Linked DNA regions of Mus musculus: region 2 is linked to region 1. The links are chromatin contacts, found by POLR2A ChIA-PET in ENCODE. All regions are on one chromosome and are shown on one strand. Each heading gives the region's core, a stretch centred on a gene start or an enhancer-like site at or near the end of the contact. The rest is flanking DNA. Distances are from core to core; before and after follow the strand shown. Region 1 holds the start of Rgs9 (regulator of G-protein signaling 9). Region 2 holds the start of Amz2 (archaelysin family metallopeptidase 2).

What was found. ChIA-PET counts read pairs that join two places held with the same protein, here RNA polymerase II (POLR2A).
Region 2: POLR2A ChIA-PET joins it to region 1 with 11 read pairs in Patski. The contact joins the promoter of Amz2 here to the promoter of Rgs9 in region 1. POLR2A ChIA-PET finds 5 or more read pairs at or near these places in 2 of 5 experiments (Patski and embryonic stem cell).

The regions. Positions count from the first base shown.
Region 1 is chr11:109,296,807-109,299,514 of GRCm38, reverse strand. Rgs9 (regulator of G-protein signaling 9) reads left to right here and starts at 1,334. Exons shown (of 19, transcript NM_011268.2): 1 at 1,334-1,577. The coding sequence starts at 1,521. It overlaps Gm39441 (a long non-coding RNA gene), which reads right to left and starts at 1,285. Exons shown (of 3, transcript XR_880277.3): 1 at 1,065-1,285.
Region 2 is chr11:109,424,637-109,427,344 of GRCm38, reverse strand. It overlaps Amz2 (archaelysin family metallopeptidase 2), which reads right to left and starts at 1,399. Exons shown (of 9, transcript NM_025275.4): 1 at 1,315-1,399; 2 at 770-859; 3 at 248-375. The coding sequence starts at 259.

The sequences.
Region 1 (2,708 bases), core at 85-2,584:
ACCTCTATTTTCCTTACTCAGAATTTATAGAACTAAGAAATGCTGGCTTTATTTGCTTATGTGTATTCCGTGTAACACTAAACCCAGAAGTTGTTCCATGAGGAAACGTCAAGACATTGCAGCTTTTTCCTGGGATCCCAGCTCACATAAGGAACACGCTTCTCAGAGGTCTGGTATGATTGGCAGAAACCCCGGTCCTCTGCATCAACCCATCCCTGGAGAGCTCACATCCTTTTCACTGAAGTTTGTGATGTGGGGGCTTCTGCATGGGGCCCAGGGGAAACGAGCACTTTGACATTGTTTGCAAACTGGAGTCAGTGTTATGTGAACATGTGTGTGAGCATGCTTTCTGAGAGTGTCCACAGCGTTCAACGGATTCTTACAAATAAATGTGCCTGAAAGGAAAAAAAAATAGTGGATAAGGGCTTAGATGCTAAAGGTATACCAGTTGACTGAGCACCACTAAGGCGAATCCCTTTGTTCTTTTTCAACTTAAACATGCGAGATGCGACATTGTATATCTATCCTGCTTGTGTAGACTAAGTGGAGGCTTCATCCTTTTTTTTTTTTTCTGGATATATGCCAATATAGGCTCATCAATTGGTGACACATACCAATCTCCCCAGACAGGTTGACCCTGGAGGGGGGTTATGAATGTGTGGAGCAGGTGGCCACTCTGGAGGCATCTATTCTGTCCCATCTGCCCAATTTTTAGGTCAGTTTAAAAGTTCCTTTAAGAGTCTATTAAAGACAAACAAATACAAGTATCGGGAATTAGAAGTAAAATATAATTTGCCTAAGGGCACACAGTTAGCTAAAGAGTGTCTATGGGCTTCTTCACTTCTTCCTCTCTTGAAACCAACATCTTACTAGTTAGTCTATTTGTTAGGCCAATTAATAAAAGTCTACATCTGGTATTTTTTTTTATCTTAAATATCTATCTAGGAACAATCACAGCGTTGCTCACTTATCTATTAGAAGCTTCATGGACACTTCTATTGGATACCATGAAACTGTTTAAAATTTTCTCTTCTCTTATAAAGAAATTCTTAGCGCTGACTTACCCAAAGATGTCCAACTCTCCTGCAAGCTGGCGTCGGAAAGCTCCTTTCCCACTGTGCTCTGTCTCACTTCTGTATATAAAGAGATTAACAGGCTCACACACCTTGGGGCAGATGCTCTAGCTTCAGCATCCCTGATCTGGCCTTCCTACCTGAGGTTTGGTCCAGGTGGAGCCGGACGCCGCCCCCTGGTGGCAGGTGGGAGCCCGCGCAGTGCATGCTAATGAGCGCGCGGCGCTGCTCGCTGATTGGTTGGCGCGAATTCCAGCTGCTTTGCATGTCGGCGGGTGCGAGGGAGAGTCGAGGGGTGGAGGGCGGTATTCTGGGCCCTGCGCGCTCCGCTCTCTGTGCCTCCCGGTCTACGCCCAGGCTGGGGCAGACCAGGCTGGCTTGTGAACTTGGGGGTTTCCCCTTTCGCTCCCATTCGTGTTGTGGTCGTGAATTCATCCAGGGTCCAGAATGACGATCCGACACCAAGGCCAGCAGTACAGGCCGAGGATGGCATTTCTCCAAAAGGTACCCTGGGAATCCCCATCTGGACCCTGGCAAGTGGGCGGGGACCCAGTATGTGGAGTGTCCAAGGGAAGATTGGGCAGGGGCAGAGGGCGTCCATCTAGGTCGATCCGCGCTGCCCAATTTTACTAAATGACTTCTATGTGGCTCTATGTGTTGTATTTAAAAACCATAATGATTGGGTTTTCGCGTAAACTGTAGTGGAGAATTCGAAGGCAGCCGTGATGGTCTGCTGCAGGCCAAAAACAACCTGTTACTCAGGAGAGTGCTTGAAGCTGCGCGGTGATTTGAGACAGCCTATATTGTTACAAGGAATCGGCTATTAAATGAACATTTCCCCCAATACTAAACAGCAGGATTTTTAAGTGTGTGTATGCCTGTGTGTATAAAAAGACCAGGAAAATGTGATTTGTGGGATCAAGAGCCTCCCCTGATCCCAGGATGGCAATCTGTGTGTTTTCTGTATAGTTAGAACCGTTTCTTGTCGATGGCTAATGGCCAGAACAGGGTGTCCGTTCCCGATGGACATGTGGGAGGTGGAATGTACCTATGGGGTGACGTGTTTGGGGACAAAGTGGTTCATTTAGTTCTGGGCTTTTAAGTTAGACAGTGTGGGAAGAGACACTCACAGGATTAAGTCCCAGGTCACTTGTCTGCCCTACCTCTGGCTCATGCCACTTTTCATAGGATTATCCTGTTGAGGGAATTAGCCCGATGGATGTTCTGTGACAAGCTGGGCCCTCCCTGCCTTGAGCCTCTGGAGCTTAGCAACTGGGTGCAGTTGGTGACTAAGTATCCTAATCTACAAGATGTTAAAAGCTGGACAGACCTGGGCACACCAGGACATTCGGCACACCTGGTCATCTCCCCGAGAAGCCAGATAGAAGAGATGTAAGGGCCATGCCGTAAACAGAAGGGAACACTGTCTCACTCAGGAGAGTAGACAGTGCAGCTCCCAGCTCCTGAAAGGACAAGAGGCTGCCCAAGTCTGGTGGTCCAAAGTCGAACGTCATTTTCAGATCGTGTCTAGGCTGGTCTTCTCCTGCCGTGCAGGACGGCCCTGGCTTGGAGCTTAGAGCACCTATCTGTAGCACTCGTGTGTTTATCACTCCCATGCATCCTTTCCCTTGGCCT
Region 2 (2,708 bases), core at 150-2,649, 130 kb before region 1:
CTCCCAAGTGCTGGGATTAAACGTGTGCACCACCACTGCCTGGCTAGCGGTGACTCTTAAATCCTACTGATGCCCAACGTCCTCTGTCATTTGAAAACAATCATAATATTTTGAGCTGACTCACTTTGTCCACAGGATCAACGGCATCCCTTCCAGTGTCACTCAAAGATATTCAATAAGGAAAAGAGTAATGGTTCTGTTATTTAACTGCAGGTTGGCAAGATCCATCTCAGCCCCTTACGCTTACCTTGTCAGCCATAAGACACGGGGGTAGATCTAAGATGACCAATGAGACGCCATACTCATGGTGACAGGACTTTCCCCATTCCTATCAAGTCCCTACGTGGCACGTTCATCCTTCATACCAAGCAGACGCTTTTTGAGTGAGAAAAGAAAAAAAAGATGAATGTTTCTGTCCATTTAGTTTGTGTTTTCTAATTGAGGGCCTTTTCCATTTTTGTTTGTTTGGTTGGTTGGCTGGTTTTTTGTTCTGCTTTGTTTTGGGGGTGGGTTGGGGGGTGGGACAGGGTTTCTCTGTATTTCTCAGTTTATTAACGACTGATTTTGAAATTTAAGCTAACTGCTGTGCTCAGTGAACTTCTGAATTCTGGAGCTCAAGAGGGTGACACTGACTAGAAAGGATCCTAGAGACTACGCTGAGTGTAGCTCATCTCGGTACTGCACATCTGGGCTGAGATTTTATTTTTACAGGATGAAATTTAAAAAGAAAAAAAAAATAAATCACCATGGCCCCATTCAGTCTACCTACCTTTATAAAGGAGAAATCTCCAGCTGCTGTTTTTCCATTTATGTTTTTCTAAGGACAATGCATGTCTGGCAAAGGGGTGTGGCCTTCACCCTAATAAAAGAGACAGAGTGGAAAGTCAGAAGGCCTCCACATCCTAGTCCAACGTGGATGGTGTCGCTGAAGAAGTGTGCAGGGAGCCATCGTACAGTCACTGCAGGGACCGGGGGCCTAAGATGCTTCGGTTCTATAACCGGAACATCTCCCGCCAAGTGGGTCTCGCCAGACGTGCTAGCTGGTTGCCCATAGCAACTTGCACGGCCGGTGCAGACGCCACCCAGTCTCTGCTTGAGTCAAAAGTGGGGGGCCTCCCCGGAACTCAGAGTTCGCGTCTTCTACCCAGGGAGCAACCGGAAAGGCCCGCGTTGTTCCCAAGAGACATCCTGCCCCCGAGGTCCCCTCTGCTTCCGCCGCAGCCATCCCTCCCACCACATCCGCTCCTCCCCAACGATCAACACCTTCCTCCTCCTCCCCTGCCCAGCCCTGACGGTTCCTCATACCACCCTCACCCGGACAGGCCTCTAGGCCGCCCTCAAGCTGCCACGGTGGTCCTAGCACGCATGCGCCTCGCGCGGACGCACCTCACCCTTTCACGCATGCCCCGCCCACACCGCCCACTAGCAAGACCCGTCTTCCCGCCCCTCAATCGTCGCCCCGCCTCCTATCTGCGCTCTTCCCTCCTAAGGCTCCTCCTCCAAACACTGAGCCCGCCCCACTCCTCCAGAAAGGCCCCGCCCATGTGCTGTAACCCCGCCCCGAAGGCGTGACCTCTGTCCATTTCACAACACTCACGCTGTGTGTGGTTGACTAAAGTAGTAAGGGGGCGATGTAGTGTCGGACAGTCCCCAGTCGTCGCTGTTTCGCGTCGGCCCTCACGGGGGCGCCGCGACCCGCTCCTCGCGGGCGGTGCAGGGTCACGGAACCACCTGCCGTGGGCTGAGCCTGAGTAATTTAACCACTGGGTCCAAATAAGTCAGCCGTGTCCGCGGCTTGACACATCACCCGCTTGGACTTTCCCTTCTTAGTCGGTTTGCCCGACTGTCGCGGCCTCACCGCTGTCAGGAAGCAGGGCTGCATCCTAGGGCGTGGGGCATAGGGTTGCCTTTGGTACTTGGGGAACTAAGAGCTTAGAGCTCGGACCCCCAGGAGACTCTGGAAGGGGAAACCCCAGGGCCAGATCTCCTGATCCCCGCCCCCAGCATATACCTATTCAATCCTTTTGCATCTCTGGGCGCTTCTGGCCCCAGGAAGGTCAAACAAGGGGATGATGCCACTATTTTATCAACATCCTCTCATCCTTGGAAGTTAAAGACTGCATACCCCACATGTCTGTACCCTTCTTCCTACCCAACCCCCAAACTTTTTGCTCTCTTCTTGCCTTGTGCACACTGCTCTAATTATCCTTGCCCAGTTATTATAACAAGGCTCATATATGTTGTCCTTACTGCCCTTACCAAGTTGACAAAAGTGGCTTATTTGGGGAGGGTCTCCTGTCAAGGCTGGCCTTGAACTCACTATGTAGCAGAGAATGTTCCTGTGTCTGACTTCTGAGCACTGTATACACACATACAGAGAGAGACACATACATGTATATTCTTTCAAATTTTCATACTTCGGTTATATTTCCCCAGGACCCCCTCTGATCCTCTTTCTCCTCCCATGAGGTCACTCCCCAACAACCTGACCATTTTTTTCTCCCGGGACATTTTTAATCAGCTGTAGACATGATGCCCCTTTAGTGTAAATACTCCAGAGCATGCTTCTAAACAAGCAATTTTTTCTAAGTAGTCACAGGACACCTACACTGGGAATTCCTACCAATCACTCTGATTGCAGTCTAACACCACAAGGTTCCTGCTTTCCATTTTTCTGTGTGCACTCCCTTCCATACTAATGAAAAGTC